Linked DNA regions of Homo sapiens: region 2 is linked to region 1. Evidence: read pairs that join two places in POLR2A ChIA-PET (ENCODE). Cell type or tissue: B cell. All regions are shown on one strand. Links, peaks and the distances in the headings refer to the core of each region. The heading gives the core; the rest is flanking DNA.

Region 1 (15,886 bases), core at 4,738-8,737:
TGTACCAGCCCCTCCCCTGTACCAGCCCCTCCCCTGTACCACCTCCTCCCCTGTGCAAAGCCCCTCCCCTGTACCAGCTCCTCCCCTGTACCAGCTCCTCCCCTGTACCAGCTCCTCCCCTGTACCAGCCCCTCCCCTGTACCAGCCCCTCCCCTGTACCAGCTCCTCCCCTGTGCAAAGCCCCTCCCCGTACCAGCCCCTCCCCTGTACCAAGCCCCTCCCCAGTACCAGCTCCTCCCCTGTACCAGCCCCTCCCCTGTACCAGCTCCTCCCCTGTGCAAAGCCCCTCCCCTGTCCCAGCTCCTCCCCTGTACCAGCTCCTCCCCTGTGCAAAGCCCCTCCCCTGTCCCAGCTCCTCCCCTGTACCAGCTCCTCCCCTGTGCCAGCCCCTCCCCTGTACCAGCCCCTCCCCTGTGCAAAGCCCCTCCCCTGTCCCAGCTCCTCCCCTGTACCAGCTCCTCCCCTGTACCAGCTCCTCCCCTGTGCCAGCCCCTCCCCTGTACCAGCTCCTCCCCTGTACAAAGCCCCTCCCCTGTCCCAGCTCCTCCCCTGTACCAGCCCCCAGACCCTGAACAGCACTGGCCACTACACGGAGCCACCACCCTGGCCCTGGCCTGGGTGGGTGGGGGTCCCCCGGGGAGCACAGCGCAGTGCTAGGGCCCCTGTAGCAGATTCCCAGGAGACACACACCCAGCTGGGCCTGCTGACACTAGCCCTGCATTCCCACACCCCCTCCCCTGGCCCTCTCAGCTGCCTTGTCCTCTCCTGGTCAGCTGCCTGGGGACACTGTCACGATGCCTGGCCCCTGACCTTGCCCGAAGCTCCTCGGTGTCTGGACATTCAGCCCGACATGCTCTGAGGTTTGGGGCAGGTCCAGCACTCTGTGGGTCCACCCCATCAGCCCTCAGGGTGGGACTCATGCAGCCACAGTTTGAGAGTTCCAGGAACCACAAGTCCTGAGTCAGCGGGCACCTGACCCCTTATGTCACCTGCCCCAGGTGGAAGGAGACGCTACAGGGACCAAGCATGGTTGGTAAACGTGTGTGTGTATGTGCACTCACGCCTGTGTGTTAAAATGCTTCAGAGAAAGAGCAGCCCAGGAACGTGGGGGTTGGATGGGATGTGGAGGTGTGGGCTGTGCCTAGGGGTCCCTCCTGGGGCTGTGTGGGTGTGAGTGGAGGACTGAGGAAAAGCCTCCTTACCCGGGAGTGTGTGGGGGTGCTGTTTCTCGTATACTTTATTTCCTGTTTTAACACATGTGGGTGTCCTGAAATAAAAGCCGTTAGCCGCCCACAAGAATGAGCAGGTTTGCTGGATCACAGTCCCCCACCCGGTGCCAGGCTGCCTGCCTGGGAGACTCAGGGTCCTCCCCAATCCTGCCTCCCCACCTCCACACAAGGGTGAATCTGAAGCCCCAGGCACCCACGCCAGGGGAACTGAGGTAGAGCAGACCTCCAGCATCCCCCCGTGACCTGGCAGATGGCAGTGGACATTGCCCTCCCCAGACACCCCTGTGAGTTGTCAGCTCTGCCTGCTGGGGTGGAGCCCCTGACTTGGGTGAGCCAAGGGTGGGGGGAGGGTGGTGAACCAGCCGGCCCCCCAGGTTTCCTGAACCCTTTCTCAGTCTCCTGGAAGGGGCTGAGGGGCCTGGCACCTTCCCACCAGAGCAGTGGTCCCCAACCCTTTTGACACCAGGGACAGGTTTTGTGGAAGACACTTATTCTGTGGGTGTTGGAGAGAAGAAGGGATGGTTTCCCTCTCAGATCATCAGGCATTAGATTCTCATAAGGAGCGGACAACCTAGATCCCTTGCGTGCAGTTCACAATAGGGGTCACGCTCCTGTGAGAAGTGAATGCCGCCGCTGATCCGAGAGGAGGCGGAGCTCAGGGTCAGGCCGGTCCACCGCTCACCTCCTGCCGCGCGGCCGGTTCCTAACAGACCACAGCCTGGGGACCCCTGCTCCAGAGGACGGGGAGTGTCTCTCTGTCATCCCCAACGGGCCAGTGATCCCGCTGGAGGGGCTGGGGCTGCACAGGACACAGGCTCAGCTGTGCTGCTGGCCACCCATGACCCAATCAGAGGCTCAGGTCAGAGGGCAAAGATGTCCACTGAAGCGGCTCCAGAATCCCTCAAGGAAGGTGACATCCGCTTCGCTTCCTCCTCCAGCCCCACCTTCGCTTCCGGGACCACAGAGCCCCTGGAGCCTGCACGCCACGGAGTCTCCCACTGAGGAGTGAGGAGGCCTCTTGTGGGGACAGATCTGGGTGAGTCAGGAGGCCCTGCGGGGCTGGGCTGGGCTGGGCTTAGGGGCTGGAGCGGGGAGGGTTTCTCAGACTGGAGTGGGAGACTTGAGGTGGAGATGTGGGTTAGGTCAGGGTCAACCCTGAAAGATTGAGAATCACACGGGGCTGCTCACCTTGGGCGTGAGGAGCAAGGTCTCTGGGACTGACTAGGTGAAGACCGGTTTCCTGGGACGGGCACGACAGGGACTTGAGACCCGTCTTAGGCTGTGTCAGGGCAGCTGAGAAACTTGCTGGCTTGTGGGTCATGGAGCCCCAGGAGCCGGTCGAGGTGCAGGAGGGGGCCTGGGTGGGGCTGAGTCAAGGGCTCCGGCCAAGCCCCTGTGGCCCAGGCGGTATTTGTTTATGCCTCATGGCCGGGAGGAGCCACTGCCTTCACCACATCCCACCGGGGTGGGGCGGGTACCACCCTCTGGGACAGGGAAACTTCAAGTGGGAATTTGGGCAAATTTGAACTCAGCTGGATTTTCAGTTTGTTGTTCTTTGAAGGAATTCAGGACTGTGTGCCAGCGCTGGCCACACCACCAGGAGGCCTGGCCTGGCCCGAGAGGGATGCCAGCTTGGCATCTCCCACAGGGCAGGGCGTGTTGGGAGCCGCTGTTGGCTGGGGGCTGGCCTGAGCCTGACTGCCTATGTGGAGCTGGCAAGGAGTGAAGACCCTGCTGCCAGCACAGGGCCGAGGCTCTCCGGCTAAGGACAGGCTTAGGACAGGCCTAGGCTCTGGGGTCCTCAGCCCCCTCCCAGCAGGGCCCGGCCCATGCTGCCAGACCTGGGATGTGCCCCTGGACCTCCCTACCTCGGGCCTCTGCCCACCCCAGCCTCCTCCCCCAGACCCCTCGGTCTCTGCCCCTGGAGGAAGCCGGGAGTGTTTCTTTTGGAAATGACCCCAGTTTGTGGTTGTTCTTTGTAGACACACCCCCTGCTGGGGATGAGAAGTCCCCCTGGACCTTGGTTTGGGCGGGAAACCGGCTGTGTCCCACGTTAACCTAAATCGTCTTTTCCTCTTTACGTTCCAGAGTCATGCTTGAGGCCAGGCTCGAATCCTGCCTGCCTTTGGTGGCTCTGAGATTCAGGGCTGTCTTTTCTGAGAGCACCCAAGTGAGGTGCCTTGGGATGCCCCTGACTTGGAGACACAGAGGAGGCTGGGCACCCCTTTTCCCCGACGCACTGAGCCAGGTCAGCAGAGGTGCTGGGGCCTGGCATGGCCCCTGGGAAAGAACCTGCTTTCCTCTTGTGGGAAGTCAAATCCTCGCACTCAGTGCCGGCACCCCTTGGCGGGTGACAAGAGGGCATCTCGAAGGCCACTGTGCTATGGGAGTTACGGCTTTGACTCTGAGACGGGGGCCTGGGTGAGGACCTGGTATCCTCAAAGTCCCCGTGGCTGCCCTGTGGAGAAGACTCTGTTGGGAGAGGGCGCTGCCTCCCAGAAGTGTCCCAAGGTCCAGGAAGGAATGGGGGGAAGAGGACAGGAGGGTGTTCTCACAGTCACTGTGACCTCTGGTGAGCAGAGGGTCCTTCTCAAGCTACTGAATCCTCATGGGGCTTGGGTGAGGGAGCGAGGATAGGCCAGGAGCCAGAGGCTCAGGAGGGGATGGCCTCACTGTGGAAGGTGCAGGGGTGGTCCAGCCTGAGCCCTCTGCCCCCCGCTGCAGCTCAGCACCCCCCCCCCCCCACGCACACTTACCCAGGGGGTTGCAAAGTGATGGGTGTTGGCTCTGGAACTAGTCCCATGTTGTTTCCCAGGGAAGGAGCCACACCCTTCTCAGACCTCTGGGCTGATGCACGAAACGGCAGCCCTGCCTGGGCTGCCCACCGCCCGTCACAGAACGATCCCGCTGCAAATTTCACAGGCATCTGGATCGAATAACAGGCTGATAGGGCGTATAAAATTAGAGACAGAACTCTCCAGAAGGCAGGGTGGAGGCTGCAGCTCCCTGGGATTCCACGTGAGAAGGCAGTGATGCTGCTGCCCCCACGGGAAGGACGGATGCTGAGTCAGTGGGAAGACAGTGGGAAGCCCAGCCTGGAGGGGAACGGGGGACGGGGTGGGGGGTGGTCCAGAAAAAGCAGCAGGCGGTTGGGGTGGGACACAGGGACTGTCCCGCCCGGGGAGGCCCCCAGACCAGGAGGGCCAGACCCTACCGCCCCTCTGCAGGACCCCATCCCTGCTTCACTCCCTTGCTCCTAGTTCTGAGTTGGGCCCAGCCTGAGTCTCCACCAGGTGGACAGTAGCTCCTCGGGGCAGCTGGGTGTGGGATCTGCAGGCTCAGGCAGCCACCCAGATACTAGCGGCCTCCCTGCCCTCCAAAAGCCCAGCCTGGGATGAACCTTGACAAAGGCCCTAGACCACAGCAACCACCCCACCAGGGCTCTGAGTTCTCCATGAGGACTGGTTTCCCTGGAAGGTGAACACTCAGGGGCTGGGACCCTTAAGGATTGTTCTTCTCAGGTCTTCACCGTTTCCAGACGTGTGCCTTAGACATCTGCACGGACATCTCTTCCCAGGGATGGGCGTCTCAGGGCAGGTGCATTTAAACTTGTGATAGAGACTCCAAATCACCTCTCAAAAGCCTGTTCCCATTCACACCCCTGCATACGGCATGTCAGTGGATCCCTTCCTCACTGGAGCAACACTAGATTTAGTCATAAAATATTTTTCAATTTCTTATTTCTATGATTAATAGGGAGGTTGGATATTTTGTGATATTCATTAGTTTATTTGACTATGTTTCTGTTTTTACCCTTTACCACTTTTCTAGCTAGTCATTTGCTTTTTTCTTGTTGATTTGTGGGAGTTCTTTATATATGATGAATATCAGTACTTTGTGTTTACATTGCAGATATTCGTTCCCAGTCTGCTGCTTATTATTTTACCTTTTTAAGGTTGTTCTTTTCATCACATAAAAGTTTTTAAATTTTAAGTAGTCAAATGGTTTCCTTTAAGGCTTTGGATTTTGCATTTTTATACCAAAATGCTCTTGTATTTTCTTCCAAACTTTATAATTATTCTTTTTTTTTTTTTTTTTTTTTGCCTTTAAGTTCATTTTGGGGCATGGGGTGAGACAGAATAGCACCATTTTTCCACATTAAATCTTAGATATTGTGAGCCCTGGAGGACACAAATTACAGCTTAGAGGCCTGGAGCATGATTCTGGAGCCAGGCTTCCTGGGCCGGAGTCCACGTCCTGCCCATGGTGGCTGGCCATTGCTTTGGGGAGCCTCTCTGAGCCTCAGTGTCCTCTTTGAAAGAGTGGTTGTTCAGAGTAAGAGGGTATCTTCCTGTGGACGACTCAGCTTGCGTCTCAGCCCACAGTGAGCGAAGAACCAGGGGGTCTCACAGAGCCCTGACTCAGGTGCTGAGGGTCCCCCTAACCTCCAGGCAATTCGGCCTGCACCCCCACCCCCGCTTCTTCTTGCCTCTTCTAGAAGAGAGGAGGGTGGCGGTAAGGCTGGAAGGGGGAAGAAAATCTGTTTCCCAAAGCCTCCAGGTGATTCAGCCAGAGTGAGACCAAATGGCTTGGGTCTTGGGTTTTCAGCTTCCTCACCTGTGCGGTGCAGGTGACAGCACCCCACTTCCTACTCTGTGGGCAGGTAACACCTGCGTGCTCTGAGAAGGGGAAAACATCTCCACCCTCCCCAGAGGCCTGCACGGCCGGAGGTCACAGTGAGGCGGCCACACGCCCCGGGCTCTTGCTCCGAGGGGACGCTGTCCCAACAAGAGGCCCCCTCACAGTCTGTCCTGACCCTGGCTCTGTGGCCCCTCCTTCTCCTTGATCAGGCCCCTCCCGGGTCTACCGGGATCTCTGGCTGCCCCCCGACCCCCTGCTGCAGCCCCAACCCTAGGTCTCCACAAAGACTTCGGGATGCCCCGTGAGCCCCTGGGTCCTGGACCCCTCTTCCTCCTCCAGCCCCTCCTCTCCCAGCTGCTCCTGGCTGCCCTTTAATTGCTCAGAGCTGTTCAGCAACCTGGCGCGTAGCTGGTACATAAGTGGCTGTTGGTTGGAGTCAAGTGAGTGATGGGGAGATGCTAAGAAGAGTGAAAGAAGCCTCGGCACCCGCCGGGAGCAGGTGCTGGGGGTGTGAGTGCCGCTGAATGAACGCGTCCTGGGACGGGATCCTGAAGCCCACCCTCCCGCCGGGCCCCCACAACCCAGAGCGCACACCAAACTTTCTACGTGTCTTTCCCGGTCAGCCTGAGCCCAAACCACCCATGTCCCTGAGCTTGTCCTTGTCTGAAAGAGGAGGGAAGTGTCTGTGTCCTCAGGAGCCCCTGGCCTTAAAGATAGGCACCCTGGCTCTGGCAGGCAGGTGGCCCCTGGCAGCCTCGCCCACGCCCGCGGTGACTAGCTCTCGGGCAAGCGATGCAAGTGCAGAAACCAGCTCTGTGTGGTCAGTGCCCCGGAGCTGCAGCGGCAGCAGAGGTCGGAACACCTTCCTCTGTGGGCACGCCACGGAAATTTAAAGACACAGGGTGCTCTTTCGCAAACTGGGCTCGTTGATTCTACAGGAGAAGGTAACTATTATTGAGTTTCTTCTTTTTCAGAATGAGTGGCATCCAAACCTGACTCATATTTCCAACTTTATTAATTTTTGCAAGACTTCGGAGGGTGCTCTGTGGCGATTAATATTGCTGAGCTGAGCACAGCTGCAGTACTTTCCTGTAAAACTGACTAAAGGAGAAGTTGGTGTCTTCCTCATACAAGAAATACATAAATCAGTTAAAAATAGTTCTCCGAGCGGATATGATGATGTCGTGGCCGTCACAGGAAACACATGAATCAGCCTCATCCTCAGTTCCAGGGAAGTGGGGACAGTCGGTGGTCCTTGGACCCCTCTTGGGGCGCGTGGGTGAGGCAGGGTCCCTCTGGCTTTACCTCATACCCGGACTGGCAAAGCTGCCTGGGAGGACAACTAAAACCATGCTCCTTTGATTCTGTGGACATTGCTAATTGCTGGGCGTTCATTTCTTGAATTCAGACCTTCTCATGAACCAGAGGAGCTGGCTCAGAAAAATGCCGGTGACGCATGGGCCTGAACTGGTCAGTGCAGCTCAGAGATGCTCGCCGTGGGGGACGTGCAGTTTGCCTGTGGGCCAGTTGTCCACCCGTCACCGTTACCCCGCTGAGGAAGCTGTGGGTGCCACCCAGAGAGCTTGGGTACAACACGGTCTCTGCTTTACTCATAAAAAGCCAAGACCTATGTGGTCATGGAGCGTTAAAACAGAAATTTCACACCACGCCGTACGGTCCCCGAGGCCAGGGTGTTGGCACATTTCACATCCAGGAGGTGCCGTCGCTGTCACTGGCTCAGCAAAGCCAGTGCCGAAGCCACTGCAACTGCCTGAGGCCCAGCGGTGGCTGGGAGCCAATTGGTGTCACTCGGTTACCACAGGGAAGGAGACGTGGCTGTAGAGGCTTGTCGCAGGTCACAGAGAAGGGACTTTTGGGCTCCAGGCCTAGTGGGTTCGAGTCAGCACGGTGTCTTCCCCGACACCAAACCCAAGGACCCTCAGCACTTCCTGACCTCAGGTTTCTATTTCTAGGGTGGGGAGTAGAGGTGAAGGGAAGCAAAGTCAGAGTTGAATATAAAGCTCCAGAAAAACTCAGCTCAGAATTGACTAGAGGGTTGAGAGCCTGAGATCCCTAAGGGGACATGTCAACCCAGGGCAGCCGCTGAGGGAGACTGACATGGTTTCCATGGTCCTTCCACTGGGCTGGGGCCCTCCCTGGGGAGTCTGTGCTGGGCTGGACCTTCTTCCCTGCCAGTGGCCTCTCCTGGCTGGTTGGGGAGCTCCGGGGGAGCAGACGGCAAGAGTCTTGTTTGGAAACATGCCCTTCCCAGGAAATCCCCAAAACAAAACCTGAGAAGATCTCCTGGAAGCTCAAAAGCAATTTTCTTTTCATATGTCGGGCCAATAAGAGTTAATTTCACCCAGTTTCTATATTTTCATGGGTCCTTAGAAGCTTTCTGACCCTGTGCCCTGAGACTTAGGGTCTGATGGCTGAAGGAACCTTGGTCCCAGGTCCCTCTCCTGTGGAGGGGCCGTCAGAGGGAGAGAAGAGCTCGCCCTGGTTCACTTGGCCTGTCCTGAAAGAGAACCAGGAGGGAGAGCAGCCTAGCATGGGTGCACACAAGCATATGTACAAACATGTGCTAGGGCAACTCACACACGTCCACATGCATGCACATACACACATGCCCACACCCATGCACACTTATGTGTGCACACAGATTCAGACTGTACCTGTACACTTCCACACTTCCACATGCATGCACATACACACATGCCCACACCCATGCACACTTGTGTGTGCACACACAGATTCAGACTGTACCTGTACACTTACTTCCACATGCATGCACATACATGTCCACGCCCATGCACACTTGTATGTGCTTGCACAGATTCACACGTGTACATGCACACACACATTAGCATGTCCTTGCATATGCACACATACACACATCTGACTTCACATTACATACACACATGTACATGCACATACATGACACACATGGCTCGAACTGGAGGGGAGGGTCCCAGTTGCTCCCCTCGCCTGACCATCTAGTAAGTGTTGTGCCCCATGCTGCCCCATCCTGGGCTCCTGGCCAGGCTCTAAGATTAACTAGAGAGGCTCTGTCCCTAAGAAAGGTCATGCACTTCAGGGTAGGTAAGGTGGACAGGCAAGGCCTGGTGACCTCGGCCCATCCTTGTGCCTCCAGAAGCCGTAACTCACCTCAAAGAGGTTTTCCTGCTGGAGGGAACTATCTCTGAGCAACAGGGGCAGACTTCACAGCTCAGGCGCCCTCCTGAAGGTAAGAGGCACTGGGCTCGCCTATCAAAGACACTCTCCTGTCCCCGCAGGTTCCCATATGTCCCATCAGGGAGCTGGGCTCCAAAGTCTCCCGCCCTGCTTCTCCTAGAGAATGCAAAGGCTGCCTCTCTTCCCTCCCAGTGTAACCTGACCCTCCTCTGTGCCCCTTGGCCACCCTTGCATCCTCTAGCTCCTTCTGACACCTTCTTTTTGACTGTTCACAGAGGGCAGGATCTGAAGCCTGCAGAGGTGACCCTTGGTGCCTTGTGCAAGGCTGGCCAGCAAGTAAGCATGACTTTTGGCTCTGCTGCCAGCTGGGCCATTTGATCTACACACACTTTTCTGCCTCTACCTGGAGTTAGGCGAGGCTCTCTATAGAATGGGTACTTGTCAACAAAGTGGGCTTAGACTCCGGGCAGTAGCAGTTGAGGCAGGAGCAGTGGGAGAAGTCTGGGCTAATGGCAAGCACCCAGTCCCCTCTGTGAGCTGCCCACTTGTCCCAGGCTCTGCCATGGCCCTTCCTCTGATTTTTAGGAGCTTTCATGAGGCCTCGCACAGCCTGAAGGAGCAGAGCTTGTTGTGCTAATCCCCAGCATCCTCTGCAGAGTTCTCAACACCTTGTGGCCGAAAGGTCCTTCAGATTGTCCAGGCACCCACCCCGAAAACCAGCCCTGGCATGGGGGTGCTGACCCCTCCCGGAGCAGTGGGGTGCAGGGCTCATAAGGCGGGGTCTGCAAAGCATGCTGGGGTCTTGCTCTGTGCTTACTCCAAGGATGCAGCCCGGAGTGCCACTGCTCTTGGACTTTCCTTGAGACACCCAGAGCATTGTGTGGCCATCACTTCTCACGTGGTCTGGCTGCTTGGGGGGCTGGCCTGAGTCAGCTAGGGCCAGTGCTCACCTTATCCTAATCACCTACTGGGGGATTTTGTAGGCTTGACCCTCCATGCCCTGGTGTTTCCCACAGGCTGTGAGGTTCTAGGGTGTCCCAGGGAGGATAGACGAGGCTGGTGTCCTAGGATCCCTCCCTGTCCGATCCAAGGTGAGGCTGCCAGGGAATGGAATCTGGCTCTCAGGCATGGGGGCCAGGCTCGCCTGCAGCCTCAATGTGGCTGGGCCCTGAAGGCCAGGGGTGGGTGGGGTGCAGCCCAGAGCTTTCTGCGGCTGAATCACCCTCTGGGTACAGGAAGCCTGACCGCATGACTTCCAAACTGATGCAACTCGGACTTTCTACTGAATTTGTGAGCTGTGATACTATTGCTTCTGAAGTCAAAGAGGGCTCAGAGGGTTCACGGAGCATTCCCTTTCAATGACGATCGGCCTCTCTGGAATATCTCCAGTGTCAGCAGGGATGGTGTCAGGGTTCTCCTAGCAAGAAGTCATAAGGAATGGAAGGGCTGAGAAAAATGAGGGTTAGAGTGACACCATGTCAGTCCCCCTGGCTAGCCTCTGCCAGCTGGACAAGCTGGGGCCTCCTCTCCACCTTGACTGGCCTGTGCCGGGGGAGGGAGCCAAGGGCAGGACCCTCTTGCACCTCTACCCTGGGCCTGGTCCATTCTCGCTCCTGGGACCTCCCCAGAGACCTCCGCAGCACACCCCACCAGCACAGTGAGCAGCACGGAGAGACCCAGACCGAAGTGGCCATGTGCTCCATGTGAGGGCTCCGTAGGAAGCAAGGATGTACAAGTGGCTCCTTTTCCCTTCCTAGGGGTCCCTTGCAGGGCTGGGACCCCACTCTAGGCGAGGCCTCTGGGCAAGGATGACCGTCCCTGCCTGCCTCTGGGAAAGAGTAAGTTCCTGCTCCTGGTGTCAGCGCCGACTGGTTCTCCAGGGACCACGGCGGAGGTCTGCCCTCTGTCTTACTTTCTCATAGAGATTTTCCGTGGGACCTGGGCTCCCTGCCTGGTTAGGGCTGGTTGAAGAATAAGTGGGAACGGTGGAGGAAGGAAGGGGATGTGCCAGCTGTTGCTCTGGCCCTTTCGTGTGGATATGAATCCCTGGTGAGAGGCAGATCCTGCGGTCAGTGCGGAGCCCACCACATTCCCCCAGGAGGGTGTGTCCGGGGCTGTGTATGGGGGGAAGCTGGGCAAACAGGGTCATGCCGTGAATGCAGGGGCAGGAGCAGGGACGTTTCTCTCTGCAGACACTGGTGCTCCCCAAAGCAGGAGAAATGGCACACAGCCATGTTGTGGACACATTTGTGAGAAAATTCCTCTGAATGTCAGAGAACATGGAAGAGATGAAGCTACCAGCTTAGAGAGACACAGGAACACATACTACAGACACACAGCACGCACATACCCAGACACACCCAGACACACTCACCAGACACACAGACTCACACAGAGAACACACCACGTCACACACAGAGATTCACAAAGAACCACATCACACACGTTTTCACCCACAGAGAGAACATACCCACATCATACCCATGTGCTGACACACAAGAGCATAAACTCACACACACATACATGAACTCACACCGAGAACACAGGCATCACACACAGGGACTCACGCACAGAGGGCATGTGGACACTACACACATGTTCTCACACAGCACACGCCCCGTCACACCCATGAACTCACACCGAGAACACAACATCACACACAGGGACTCACGCACAGAGGACATGTGGACACTACACACATGTTCTCACACAGCACACGCCCCGTCACACCCATGAACTCACACCGAGAACACAACATCACACACAGGGACTCACGCACAGAGGACATGTGGACACTACACACATGTTCTCACACAGCACGCCCCGTCACACCCATGAACTCACACCCAGAACACAACATCACACACAGGGACTCACGCACAGAGGACATGTGGACACTACACACATGTTCTCACACAGAACACACCCCGTCACACCCACACCCCCACATGCGTAGACACACACATCCTTACTCTGCGCGCATCCCTGGCCTGGTGGACGGAAGATCGAGCGCTCTGGGTGGACTTACGGCCACAGGACGGGGGCAGAGTCGGCAGGGAGGCCCCTCCGAGGCCCAGTGGGCCCTGCGCTGGCCCCGGCCGCAGACGCCCACCTGCTGTGCTGGCTGCGGCGTGTGCCCCGGGGTCTGTGGCTGACCTGGCCTCCACGTCTCACCCATGAAGCAGGCATGAGAGGCTGGCCAGGTTGGCTAAATGGGACCACAGCAGAAGCACAAGCCCCAGAATGTGCACGAAGGAAGAGAGAGCCGGGGGAGGTGGCGGGCTGGGTGTGCAGAGTGGGCCTGAGCTCCGGCCTCCTCCCTGGACGCCCTCCCGTGGCCGCAGCCATCCCTGCACCCACTGATGTGGCCTGACCCCTCACCCTGAGCCCACCCTTCGCGGCCACTAGGGAACCTCAGGAGAGGCCGCCGCGGTGGGGTGGGCGGATTCCCCCGGAGCAGGCCCAGGCCCCTGCTTCTGAGCGCTCCTGCAGCGCCGCCTGCTGGCCACAGAGAACCCGCGTGTGCCGGCCGCCAGGCCTGGGCATCTCCTCTCCTGCAGCGCCGCCTGCTGGCCACAGAGAACCCACGTGCGCCGGCCGCCAGGCCTGGGCATCTCCTCTCCTGCAGCGCCGCCTGCTGGCCACAGAGAACCCACGTGTGCCGGCCGCCAGGCCTGGGCATCTCCTCTCCTGCAGCGCCGCCTGCTGGCCACAGAGAACCCACGTGCGCCGGCCGCCAGGCCTGGGCATCTCCCCTCCTGCAGCGCCGCCTGCTGGCCACAGAGAACCCACGTGTGCCGGCCGCCAGGCCTGGGCATCTCCTCTCCTGCAGCGCCGCCTGCTGGCCACAGAGAACCCGCGTGCGCCGGCCGCCAGGCCTGGGCATCTCCCCTCCTGCAGCGCCGCCTGCTGGCCACAGAGAACCCACGTACGCCAGCCGCCAGGCCTGGGCATCTCCCCGGGCCCTAGTTCCCCCCCTCACCTAAGGGGAGGGACTCCCGTCTTTCCATCCACCCCCTCCTTGCCTCTGCAGAGCTCCAGGGAAGGCTGGCACCCGCTCACTGCATTTAGACTCCATCAGGTTCAGACAGTGGGTCAGGGTACAAGGCTTCAGCGGCCAGGGATGTGGCCTCTAATTTGTAGAGAGAAAGAAGGGCAGAGGTAGGTAGGTAGATATATGATAGATGGTTGATAGATAAAAATAGATGAAATAGATGGCATGGTTACATAGGTGGGTAGGTAGATAGATGACAGATAGAAAGACAATAGACCACTGGGGGCTGAGCCTGGCCTGAGCCAGAAAGGTGAGAAGGGGACAGCGGTGAGGACCCCACAGGTCCCTGCTCTCACCTATTAGCCCCAGTGTTTGGCCTGAGCTCTGACTGACAGCTCCCTCTTTCCGAGATGAGACTCAAGAGGAGGAAGAGGGGACTTCCTAAGGACAGGGATTCTTGGTGTCTCCTTGGGGCTGGTAGACACTGCCTGCCTCGCCTGCTGTGGCCTCTCTGCACACAACCAACGACCCCTAAAGGGCTCCATGGGCGCCCATGCTGCCCCCATCAGCTGACACCCCCTGTGCGAAGATTCTCCTCCTCCTCTTCCTCCTGCCTTTCTGTCCCCTCATCCTCCTCTTTATGGAATTAACTTCCCTTGGTCAACATCTTCCTGCTTCACTCACTTCCCTAAACTCCTCCCTATCCCTTCTCAATCTGCAAGAAAAATGTAGAAAGAATATGGTAAAGGAAAGCTTTGAGCCCATATTTGGGTCCAATGCCGACACCACATGCCCCAAAGCCCCCTTGAGAGCATCCACGTCCGTGTAGTTGAGTATTGCCCGAGCTGGAGTGAGATTTGCCTCTCTACGGAGCTGCCTTCCTGCAGTTCAAGAGCACTGTCTCTTTTCTGGGCCTCCTGCCTGGTGCAAGGGCCCCAGCTGAGCCTCCTCCAGCTCTGACCTCTGGTGGTCCCGGGCTACCCCAGAGGGTCTTGCCCGGGCTCTGACACTTGGCATGGGCTGGGAGCTCCAGCAGCCACAGCCCAGCCCTGGGGAGGCTTTGTGGTCTCTGAGGGGGCAGGTGCACTCCCCCAACTCCAGTTCATGTTTTTCCCTCCAACTCTAAGCCTTTTTCTTCCTCTGCTATTACCCAGGCACCCTACCCTGTCAACAACACTGGCCTTCAAGACCCTTTGTAGCATAACTCCCACCTATAACTCCCACCTGAAGCCAGCCCTTCCCACCTCTGCGCCTCTGATGCCCAGGACAGCTCTGACCGTGGGCAGCTCTGACCCAGGACAGCTCTGACCTTGGGCAGCCCTGATCTGGGGCAGCTCTGACCTCGAGTAGCTGTGACCCTGGGCAGCTCTGACTCTGGGTAGTCGTGACCCTGGGGAGCTCTCAGCATGGGGGTTGCACGCTCCTGTTTAGACAGCTGCCGTCCCCCAAGCTGGCTCACTATCCCATGTTGGAGTGCACTGTTCGGGGCTGCCTGCCTGGATTGATGCAGGGAAACTTGGTTCCAGCCCACCTCCTCCTGCGGAGGCTGAGTCAGGGGCTCTTCCCTCGGCCAGGCTGAAAGGCAGCAGTTGGTCCCCCTGTGAGGTCTTCCACATGGCCTGGGAGAGTCTCCCCATCTCTTCAGGCAGAAGGGAGGACAGTCCATAATGTTCCTTCCAGTCCTCTGACTTGTCATTTTTCTACCCCAAATCTTGCACTTTAACCCCATAGAGAGCTCCTGAAGGGGGAATTTTAACTGGCAAAACTCAGAACTCCATCCAAACACAACCGAAACCATCCTGGGTGGCTTAGAGGTGGCTGCCTCCCAGACAAGTCCATAGCCCCACAGAAACGTCTGGTCCTTCACCTGCTAGAGCTCAGGCTTTTTGGTTGAAGCCGGAGACAGGCCCAGCTCAGAGTGTGCCCCGGTTTATCCTGAGCACAGACTTGGTGCGGTGTGTGTGACAGACCAGCGAAGCGGGTCTTGCTGCCTGTCCTGTGGTTGGCCCTTGGCTCCCAGCCTCGAGTCCTACCCTTAGGCCAGGTCAGAGCAGGTTCAGCAGCAGGACTGGCTAGGCACCACCCAGGCTCATGAGGTGGCTTTGTGGGGAGGAAATGAGGTTTTTTTTTTTCTCTTGTAAAGTTGCTTGTTGTTAATTTAAAATTTTAATTTCATTTCTGAATTAACATTCAGCAAAACTGCTATTTTTCGGTGTACAGTTCTATGAGTTTAACACATTTATAGATTCATGTAGCAACACTGTGGATACAGAACAGTTACATCACCCCCAGAACTCCGTTCACAGTCACACTCCCCGACCCAGCCCCGGCAGCTCTCCCTGTGGTTTGTCTTTTGCAGAGGAAATCCCGCAGCTGGCGGCACTTGGAGACCGGCTCCTCGCCGAGCCGACCGCGCGTGCGCGGCTCCCTCCTCGTCCGTGCTGAGCGCCGCGTGGGGTTCCGCGTGGAGGCGCCTGTGCCGCTGAAGCGTGTTTGGGTTGCTTCCAGGGTGGGATGGTTGTTGGATAGAGCTGTTTGTGCATTTGCGTTGTAGGTTTTTGTGTGAACATAAGCTTTTGTTTCTCTCGGGTACATACCCAGAAGTGCAATTGCTGAGTCATGTGGGAAGCGTGTGCCCAACTTTACAGGAAAACACCACAGGCCGCCCCTTCGCTTTGCGCTCCCGCTAATCGGGAATGAGTGCCTGCTGCTCCGCGTTCTTGCGGGCACCCAGCATTTTCCGTGCTTACATTTCAGCCATCCCGGAATGAATGAAAAGCGTTTCCTAGTGGCTGTAATTTGCATCTCCCTGGTGGCTGATGGAAGC
Region 2 (10,305 bases), core at 6,268-10,267, 110 kb before region 1:
GAGAAGACGTCAGGTGAAGGCCGGGGTAGCCGGGTGTCTTCTTTCTTCTGTGTCCACCTTCATTTTGTCCTCTTCCTCTTTTTGCCCAGTGTCTTCTGAGTGGGTGGAGCCAGGCGTGCCCACCAGATGCGGGTAGCATGTGCTAGGCCAGGACGGCCCCCAGGCTCAAGTCGGCCTCCTCCTGGGCAGAGGTGGGTTGGCCGCCTGTCCCCAGCTGAGTTGTGGCTGTTCCCCTCGCCTGCTCAGATGAAGGCAGTGCTGTCAGAGGTGACCAGAGCCCGCTCCCTCGACCTTCAGGACTCCCCGAGAGGGAGGCAACGTGTCAGGACGGTGTATGTGGAGAGAGGGTCGAGGCTCGGTGCCTGAGCACGGGCAGGAGGACAGTGGCCTCGATGCCAGAGACGGGAGGGAGAGACGTGACGATGAGGCTGCATAAGAAGAGAGCTGACTGTAGCTGAGTGTATCAGCCACTCACCGAGTCCAGTTTCCACACAGCACGATCATCGTGCCCTTGCCCACACACGTGTTAGATGAGCTTGTGTGAGCTTTATGGGCTGTAATTTGTGAGTCTGTTCTGGGTGTGTGATCCTGGCAGCCGGCTAGGCCTGGCCACTCGTGACCTGGGGCCTTGTCGGGGTGGGGAGAGGGTGAGGAGGGGTGCACCCTCGACACCACCCTCTGATGTGGCCTGCAGCCTATGAAGAGTGAGGTTTGGGGGCCCAGAGTGTGAGTCACCAGCGGTAAATGCAAACCATATGTGATGCATTTTCTCTGCTGCAGAAAGGGTTTCTGGTGACTCGCTCAGGCCAGGGCTCTGGAAACAGCATTGCTTATTTCACATAAAAATCCTAAGAATGTGGGTGAACCTGTCTGAGATCTGCGTAATAAAACACTTAGTTGAAGTCACCGGGTTAGTTCCAGGCCCACTTGGTTATGACGTGGCTGTTAGCCACGAGCTGGCATTTACGTTAAAGTGTTGAGAAGCGTGAGGGTTTTGATGTTTCAGTTTCTTGAAAATATAACTGTTTCTACTCAGGACCTGCCTCTCCAAGAGTGTAGCACACTTCATTTTTTTCTGTTTAGCATGTATGAGGGTGAACTTAGCTTGCTACTCACACACTACTCACCCTGTGGAGGAAGTTCGCCTCGCTTTTGTGGTGAGTCTTGCTGTAATGATAGCTTATATTTACAAATACCGTCGGCAGTGCAGGGTCTTCAGGCTTGCAGAAAACGGTCAAGTCATTACTTTGAGAAATGTACAAACATCTATGCTTAATGAGGTGCTAAAAGACAAAACTCATCTACAACCTCCTTCCCCCCAAACTGCCAACACTCTGGATTAACTTAAAAGCTGCTCTCTGGGCAGGTTGCATCCCAGGGCTCCTCCTTCACACGTGGTGGGGCCCCACCTTCGCTTTACCTCTAGCGTCCCAGCCCTCGTGGTCATCTGGAACCAGGGTTGGTACACAGGGCCTGCTGGCATTCCTGTGATACTCCGTGATATTCTGGAGGAATCCATCCCTTCCCTGGGGCTCCATCCCACTGCCCCAGCACCTCCAGCCACCCTGATTCAGGGACATCGCAGAGATTGGTGTTTGACGCTACGGCAGCAGAGGCGCAGACTCTTGAGTGTTGGAGGGTGTCTGGAGGGCCTGGGGACAAGCACCGCCTGCACTCCCGGGAGCTCGGCCCCGCCCCACCATGGCTCTTGGTGCAGGTGCACTGGAAGGAACTGGGTGGGGCCCTTGTGCCGAAGGGCGGAGATGGCGCCGGCCTGCCTCACGGGCAGGGGTCCGTGTGGCACCTGTGGCCGGCAGCGGGTGGGTCCAGGAGCCGCCATCATTTGGAGCGGGTATCGTCCTCACTGACTCTCTGTGGGTGCGGGTGGGGTGTGTGACGGGAGCTCCGGGCCTGGCTGACAGTGTCTCTCCTCTGCAGCGGGCTGACGCACGAGGCACACAGGAAGGAGGTGGAGCAGGTGTATCTGCGCTGTGCGGCGGGTGCCGTGGAGTGGATGTACCCAACAGGTGCTCTCATCGTTAACCTGCGGCCCAACACCTTCTCGCCTGCCCGGCACCTGACCGTGTGCATCAGGTCCTTCACGGACTCCTCGGGGGCCAATATTTATTTGGAAAAAACTGGAGAACTGAGACTGCTGGTACCAGACGGGGACGGCAGGCCCGGCCGGGTGCAGTGTTTTGGCCTGGAGCAGGGCGGCCTGTTCGTGGAGGCCACGCCGCAGCAGGATATCGGCCGGAGGACCACAGGCTTCCAGTACGAGCTGGTTAGGAGGCACAGGGCGTCGGACCTGCACGAGCTGTCTGGTGAGTGTCCTGCCTGGGGCGGGGGCGGCGGGCCTCGTCATCACGGGGCTGGTGATGTGGCAGGTGTCTCTGATTTCTTCCTGTCCCCTCGTCTGCTCAGCCTTGGTGAAAACCCTTCTGTGTCTGTGCTTCGGACATGACTGTTTTGCCTGAAGAGCCCCCCAGGTGGCTGGGGTTGGGGGACACTGGCGCCCGCAGAGGGGCCCTCCTAGGGGGTGTGACATGGTGTAGGGGGGTGTGGGATGTCTAAACTAAACCATCTTGGAAATGCAGCCTTTCCAACTAAAACCACCTTTGAAAAGACTGGCCCATCTGGGTTAGTGTTTCGGGCGGCATGGCCTTGGCCGAGCGGGGCCTCTCTCCCTGGAGGTGTGTCTGGGGAGCATGGTGAGCATCCCCCTGTGGCGGCCGGGCCAGTGCTGGGTCGGACGCGCCCCCATGCTTGTGGATCGTGTAGCACCTTTGAAACGGGTGCTTTTGCCATTCAAACTGCCCTGGGAATTGGCTGGGTGTCTGTGGTGTCGGCTAAAGACCCTGAAACGTCCATTTTTGGGTGGGAGCTGAGGCTGGCTCAGCCCTGAGCGGTGCTGAGCTGTGACGCCCAGAACATGGGGCCACCCCCGTCCCAGAGGGGTCTTGTGGGTACGATAAACAGACAGCTTCCCTGTGTGGCCGGCAGGGAGTGGAGGTGTCACGTGGCGTCTCTGGACGCCTGTGCTTGGGGGAGAGGTCCTTCGTGGAGGGCTGTGTTGGTCTCTAGAAAATTCTGTGGGTAGACACCAGGAGGCATGAGGTCCTGGGAGGCACCTGTGGGCCGTGTGACCTCCATGGTCTGTGTGGCCTCGGACTCGGGTGTACAGACTTCTATCCTGAATGGGAATCCACATTTTTGTGTTCTATGTTCTTGGCCTAGATTACTTTTCATCTCTCTCTGAAATCTCTCCCAGGTAGACTGGTCATTTACAGAGTGAGTGTAGGACCGTCTGCCTGGAGTCCTGACTGCCCCGAGTCCCAGCTGGCCCATGAGCTCAGACTGCCCCTTGGGCCTCAGCACCCGCAGGGCTGGACGCTGATGTAAACTCAGCTGTGCTGTGGTTGGTTGCACGCTGGATAAAACTTTAACCACGGCGGCCTTTATCTTGGTCACCAACAGTTATGGTGGGTGGGAGACCTGGGGGAGGGGGTACCAGCCTTGCTCTGGGGGCCCTGGAGAAAAACTCACAATGAGGCGAAACCTGGAGAAATCCAAGCTCCAAGTTCAGTCTTTCTAACCGGAGGTAGAAGGTGCCGGGCCAGATGTTAGGAACTTGCAAACATTCTTTCTGCTGATTAAAGTGGTGATTGGTCTTGAAGACGTTGGGCTGCGGGTCACATGCTCTGTGGCCTGAGCTTTGTTCTGCTTCTGGGTGAGATTCTTAGAGAGGCTGTGGTGTAGTCCGTCCCTGCCACGCACACCTGGACGTCCACACTGGCACAGGCCCGATTTCTACATTTCCAGGGGAAATTCAATGGTTCTAGTTGTCAGCTGGGGCGACCCTTACGGAGCCTGTGCCCTCACCTTTGGGAACAGAGACTTTGTCTCTCCTGCCTCTGGGGGTGGGGTCCGAGGCCTACAGGCCCTGTGTAGGCTGGGGCGGTGGGTGGGTTTGGGAGAGGCATGGGATGGTAGGGGCTGAGCTGCCTTGGGGTCCTGTGGGGTTGCAGGGAGGCAGCGGCCTCTTGTGAGGAGTGACTTGAGCCCCAAGGGACCAGAGCAGGCATTCGGCGGTGGGTCCTCGCTCACCCTCCGTGTGCCTCCTGGGCCTGTGGGGTCCTGCGCAGGTCTGTGGCCCCAGTACACGTCAGGCTGGCTTGGGGTCCCAGAACTTTGCTGTGTCCTGTGAGGCAGGTGCTTGGGTTTCCTTGTTTACACTTGGTGACCCTGCGGCATCTGCTTAAACCGAGCCTGAGGTGATTTCCAGTGCCCTGTGGGTGGTGGGTTGCTTATCCGAGGAAGCAGACATGCAGGGATCCTCGGAACTGACAGGGGCCCAGACTCTGAGGTTCACCGGGGGCCCCCGGAGCTGGGACCCACGCCTGGCATCTCACGGGAACGGGCACAGATGCAGGCCCCTCCCTGGGCTGAGCACCTCCAGGGCCCTCACGAGAGGCCTCTCCTATCCTGATGGGGTGGAGGGGCAGGAGGGATCCGAGGAGGCTGATACCTCTCCTCTCCCCAGGGTATTCGCCTTTCATCAGGGGACGGGGGCCCCTAAGCCTTTAATGCTGCAGGAATGGGTACATAATGTGGAATGTCGGTGCCGGCCGTCTGGCAGCAGTGACGCCATCCCCTGGGCCAGGCCGGCTCCCCAGCACTCTCCGGCCAGCGCCGCGGTTTCCCTTGCCTCCCGTTCCTGCACTTGCTGTAGCTGCGAGAGCCGACGGAGGCTGAGCCGGGCAGCGCCAGCCCCGCCGAGCCTGAGGTGAGCCTGAGCCTTTGGCCTGGCAGCACGACCCACGGGAGGTGGACGAGCTCGTCTGTGTGTCAGAAGTTCCAGTTTGTGCTGACTCAGGAGGACAGAGGCTCCGTGGGCTGGAACCCCGGACAGGAGAGGGTGTGTGAGCCCCGTCCCCTGCCCAGCCAGGAGGAAATCCCCCGCTCCGGTGGGTTTCGTTGGTGTGATCGTGGTGCGTTCATGCTGCATAATCGGCTTCCTTGAGTAAACTGAGACACGCCGATGACCAAGAGTTGGCCGGAACACGGGGGCAGGCTGCTCCTCCAGGGGTACACACTGGGGGCCAGGCGGGAGGGGACCCGGCCCCAGGACCTTGGGATTTGGCTGACTACGGGCAGGACCTCTCAGCCCTGCACCAGCCGCCTCTGCAGGCGACACGGACGCCTTCCTTGGATGCTGAGGAAACCCCGCAGGATGGGGGTGGCAGAGAGTGGTCAGGTGCAGCTTCCGGCCGTGCCCAGACCTGTGCCCAGCAGACCTGGCTGAGGCCGTGTGGGGCTGCTGTTTGCAGGCCAGGGAATCCGGGAAACGGGCACCGTTCAGTGGCTTGGGGAATGTGGGTGGGGGCTGTCTGGTTCTGGGGTACACAGACCCGAGACAGTCCAGGCAGGTCCCAGGATTCCAGTCTGTTCTTCAGCTTCTCCCAGGGCTGTGTGTCAGATGCTCCTGGCTTGGCCACATCTGTGCTTGGGGTTTGGGGTGCAGGCTCTGTGTAAGGCCCCCCAATGCAGGCCCCAGTGAGCAGGTGCCCAGGGCCGGGCAGCAGCATCGTGGACACAGGCAGTGGGAGGGGAGGGGATGCTGCCTTGATGCTGATCATGAGCACGTGGTGCCGTCCCTGGCTCTCCAGGACGCCGGAGTCCTGCAGCGTCTCAGGGGCCTCAACGCCTCCCCCCTTTAAAATCCTGCCCCTGGCTGAGCCCGTAGGTGAATGACCAGCTCGGCGGGCGCAGAGCCCCTGCCGATGAGCCCCCTCCAGGAGCCTCAGAGTTTGGAGAAGTCCTTGATGGGTGGGAGGGATGGGTGGAAAAGTGTGGAAGATAATTCTCATTATTTCCTGGAAGTAGAGGAGAGGGGCTGATTTTTCCAAGGCGTCCCATCTCTCGTCCATCTTTGGCTTCCTGCTTGGTGCCTTCTCTCCGGCCACTGTAATTTTCATTTTAACCATCTCTGGGCTTGTGGAGAGGAAGGGTGTGGCCCCCGCCAGCTTCCTCACCAGGAAGAGGGAGGGAGAAAGGGAGGCAGGGGGAAGGGCAGGGGCTATGGGGCCAACACCCCCGGGGCACCCCAGCAATGGACTGCAGCCTGGAGTGCGGCCGCAGCGCGACGGTGATGATGGTGGCCTTGAGGGGAGCCTTGGGAGCTCAGCCTTGGGTCCTCGAGCCCACTGGAGCCCACCCTCCACCCCTACCCACTGCTCCCTGTTCTTGGCTCCTCTGAAAGCACCTTATCCCCGTCACCGGCTCCTCTAAAAGCAGCGTGTCCCCCCGCTACCCCGTCACCACCTGTGTGGGAGACCCAGTAATCGTGGCCACAGAGGTTTCCCGTCGGAACTGTGTGAGTCCCTCTGGCTGTCCTTACCTGGGCAGTCCTGCCGGACCGGTCGGTGTCTGTCATTCTCAGCCTCTCCTCGGAACCAGCCGGTCCTGCCTCTCTACTTAACACCTGCCGTGCAATCTAAGTCCCCGCAGCAGCGTCCCCAACCCCACCCTGCCGGTCCCTCCCACCCTGTTCATGCTAGCTCCTGAGAGACCTGCCTGAGATGTCCACACCCCAGCCCTCCCCCTCCGAGGAGGATGGACCAGGATTCCAACCCTTTGCCGACCCTCCCCACCGCCCTGGAGACGAGGTGCAATGTGTCCGTGAGCAGCGCGTTCCGCAGCCTTTATGAGCCTGGCTCCTGTTAATAATTGTCTCCCGATTGTCTCCCGGCGTCCACCGGCGTCCACCCTGCATTCTCCGTGAAGGTGACTTCTGCTTTGTAAAGCTCAGAATCAGAACAGGGAGGTCTCCAGGGTGCTCCTTACGAGCTCAGCTGTCGTTGGGTCGTCTCCAGAGGCTTCTAGCAGGCGAGGCTGCAGGCACTGACCGTCCCCGGCCCCACACCCCTGCCGTCAGCCGGGTGAGCCAGGGCGGGGTACCCAGGGCACGTGAGGGCAGCGTCTCCATCCTCCCCCTCGGCCGTCCGCTGAGGTCGTGGGGCCGTGACTCACAGAGGGCGAAGTGCTAGGGCTTGCATACCCTCACGCGCCCAGGCCCCGGGGTGGGACGCATGTGGCTGGGCCTGTGGGCTCCCCTGCCCCAGGGTGGGAGCCACACACCCCCGCCCCGCCCCAGGGTGGGAGCCACACACCCCTGCCCCGCCCCAGGGTGGGAGCCACACACCCCCGCCCCGCCCCAGGGTGGGAGCCACACACACCCCCGCCCTGCCCCAGGGTGGGAGCCACACACACCCCCGCCCTGCCCCAGGGTGGGAGCCACACACACCCCCGCCCTGCCCCAGGGTGGGAGCCACACACACACCCCCCACCCCCCGCCCCAGGGTGGGAGCCACACACACACACACCCCCCCACACACACACCCCCCGCCCCACACACACACCCCCCGCCCCACACACACACACCCCCCGCCCCACACACACACCCCCCGCCCCACACACACACACACCCCCGCCCCACACACACACACCCCCGCCCCACACACACCCCCGACTGTGCTGCTGACTGTGAGGATGGACTTCCGGCACCTCCTGCCTCCTGCCTTTGCAGGACCGCCTGGCCCAGCCCCAGCTGCCATGGCTGCCCAGCCGGAGGGTGCTGCTCAGTGAGGGGACCCTCGGGTGGACTGGGGTCACCACGCTTCTGTCGTTGACCAGCTCTCTCTCAGCCGAGGCCACCTCCACTCACATGAGGCGCCCTGGGCTGGGACCTCTGGCCCTGTGGTACGGGGCAGGTGCTGGCGTGCAGTCTCACCTGTGGAGGATAAAAGTGCTGCCTGAAATTTGAGATCCCCCAGTGCTCCCTCCTTGTTGCTTCCGGACGTGAGTGGTGGTCTGTGCTGCTGGCCTCTGTCCAGCACGTGCCTGCATCAGGCCCAGCATGGTCTGCAGACCCCCAGCCGGCGAGTGGGATGGGGGTCCACATAGGTGAACTAAGTGTCAAGGGTGGGCCACACCCCGGGGCCCCCATAGGAGAGCGCACCGGGCGGCTTCCAGCTTGGGGGTCAGGAGGCCCCCGTGGTGGGGGCTGCAGTGTGAGTCTGTACACATCAGCAGGAAGGGGATTTGGCCAGAAGCTCCCATTCTGGAGGGTTGCTGGGATGGCAGAGGTGCCCCCCCAGTGCCAGGCTGGACCGGCCTCAAGGTGCTCAGCAGTGCCAGGCTGGACCGGCCTCGAGGCGCCCCCAGTGCCAGGCTGGACCGGGCCTCGAGGCGCTCAGCAGGCTGTGCAGTTTCTTTTTCCTGATACCTTAATGGAAGCAAATGCAGGAGGAGGTGGGTGGGCCGGTGAGTCAGGCACTGAGCCCGGCTGGGAGGCGCCCTCACCCCTGCCTGGCGGAAAGTGCTGGCCTTGTCTCTGGGTCCCTCCTACCTCCACCCTGCGGGGTCCACAAAGACCTGCGCTTGCCCAGTGCACCGTAGACTCCAGGGTCTCCGTTGACCACATGTGCAGGCCCTGAGGGTCCATGTAAGTTCCTGACCCCAGAAGGCCTCTGAGCAGCTGTCCCCGCCTTGGCCAAGGTGCCAGATATGTGTGCTGCCCTGTCCCCTGGGACCCCCAGTCACCAGCAGCTGGCTCGGGCCTGTACTCATCAGGCAGGTGACAGCTCAGCTCACTTCAGCCCAGCAAGGGCAGCCGGCCAGGGGTGCAGACGGCGTTAGCTTCTTCCAGGGCCGGCGAACCCCAAGTCAAGGTCGTCCCAGCTCTTGGCCAGGGACGTTTCAGAGCCTTCAGAACGTGAAATGGCACCGGCGAAACCAGTGCCATTGAGATTTCACGTCTCAAAGTTTCTATTGCGTTAGGAGACTTGGGGCCAAAACCTAGAGGCTCAGAACAGGTGAGGCCTTGAAACCTGCAATAAGAGCAAATAATAAAACCATGTTTTCCAAGTCCGTCCCGAGTGTAGGAATGCGGGGCGTGCAGAGGTTTCTGTTTCACAGTGGCCCGCCCATCTAAGAAACTGGGGCGAAGGGCAGGGCGAGGGCTGGGCCGAGGGGAGAAGGTTGTTGGGAAAGCCTGGTTTGGCCGGTACGGGAGCTCATTCTGAGAAGCCTCCGTGCTTTCCGCATTCTCTGGGGGAGGCCAGGCCCCGCAGGGTTCAGGGGCTTCAGAGGGGGTTCTGTGAGCAGGGCTTGGCTTGAAAGCCATTTGGGGCATGCACCTCATCCCGCGGCCAGGTGGCATCCGGGGAAGGGGCCGGGCCGATGGCCCTGACTGGAACTCACTGCCCTGCTGGGTGAGGCCCCACGCCGGTGGCAGGTGGACGCGTCGCTGCCTGCTTAGGGATCCCCTTCCTGGAATCTTGGCCTCGCTGGCCCTTCCAGCCACATGGGGGGTCCCGCGGGATGGGATCCTCCTTTTGGGTGCCGCTGCCGTCGCGACCCAGGGAAGTGGGCAGCAGAGCTGTGGGGAGTGTCTGCCCTTCGAGGAAGCTGGGAAATGAGGGTGGTCCCGGCGCCGTGGGCCGTGGAGGTGGGTTGGGGGCGACTCTGGGAGGTGGGGGTGCTCCTGGCGCCGTGGGCTGTGGAGGTGGGTTGGGGGCGACTCTGGGAGGTGGGGGTGCTCCCGGCGCCGTGGGCTGTGGAGGTGGGTTGGGGGCGACTCTGGGAGGTGGGGGTGCTCCCGGCGCCGTGGGCTGTGGAGGTGGGTTGGGGGTGACTCTTGTCTGGTGGGTTCGGTTCAGCCCCAGTGGGCTTTGCATTTGCAACAGGCACGTGAGCGATTTCTCAGTGAGTCCGGCTCAGCCGCACTGAGGAGATAAGTGGGGAAAGAGCACAAAGACCCCTCCCCACGAAGGCCCTGGGACATGGCCGGACTGAGGGTCTTGCTCTCGGACATGTGCCCATCATGGCCGAGGTGCAGGTGCCTTTGGTCCAGGTGGGGCCGAGGGGTCCCCTGGGTGAGACCCCGTCGTGGTCGAGGTTGTGTTTTCTGTCTCCCGTGCTGCCGGCCCCTCCAGCACGTGCCGCCAACTCACATTTGAAGTGGCGTTGGTCACAAAGGTGCCTTGACGTGGACACCCTCCCTGACTTGGCTTTGCTGAGTGTGAGGATCCTTTGACGGTGGTGGGCGGCGTTCCAGAGCCTGTCCCGTCCAGGCTGCTTCCTGACTCTGCCTTTCTTCTCCAGCGCCGTGCCGTCCCTGCAGTGACACCGAGGTGCTCCTAGCCGTCTGCACCAGCGACTTCGGTGAGTGTCTCCTCGGCAGCTTCTACCTCCTGTGCTCCTGGTTTCTGCCACATGGAGCTGTTTGGGCCCAGGAGTCCC

Evidence for each region. ChIA-PET counts read pairs that join two places held together with the same protein. Peaks named below come from ENCODE experiments on the same cell type or tissue, not always from the same donor. Only the 100,000 strongest peaks of a DNase experiment are listed, where the experiment ranks them.
Region 2: POLR2A ChIA-PET joins it to region 1 with 8 read pairs; 6 of 35 experiments call an interaction of 5 or more read pairs at or near these places.

Annotation. Positions count from the first base shown.
Region 1 is chr17:83,192,959-83,208,844 of GRCh38, forward strand. All of the region lies in intron 2 of LOC101929650 (a long non-coding RNA gene), which reads left to right. It overlaps LOC105371948 (a long non-coding RNA gene), which reads left to right and starts at 605. Exons shown (of 3, transcript XR_933965.3): 1 at 605-1,029; 2 at 2,168-2,265; 3 at 6,845-7,028. RefSeq lists a silencer at 12,491-12,650. In B cell, for the core only: no CTCF peak of the experiment used is centred there; DNase peaks (open chromatin) are centred at 5,827, 7,083, 7,583 and 8,658; H3K4me3 peaks cover 1,659 bases; H3K27ac peaks cover 2,339 bases.
Region 2 is chr17:83,083,000-83,093,304 of GRCh38, forward strand. It overlaps METRNL (meteorin like, glial cell differentiation regulator), which reads left to right. Exons shown (of 4, transcript NM_001004431.3): 2 at 1,939-2,324; 3 at 10,168-10,227. Among named protein-coding and RNA genes, the nearest start is that of METRNL, 8.5 kb to the left of the region's middle. RefSeq lists enhancers at 1-315, 316-874, 1,774-2,301, 4,234-4,871, 8,131-8,766 and 1 more. In B cell, for the core only: no CTCF peak of the experiment used is centred there; no DNase peak of the experiment used is centred there.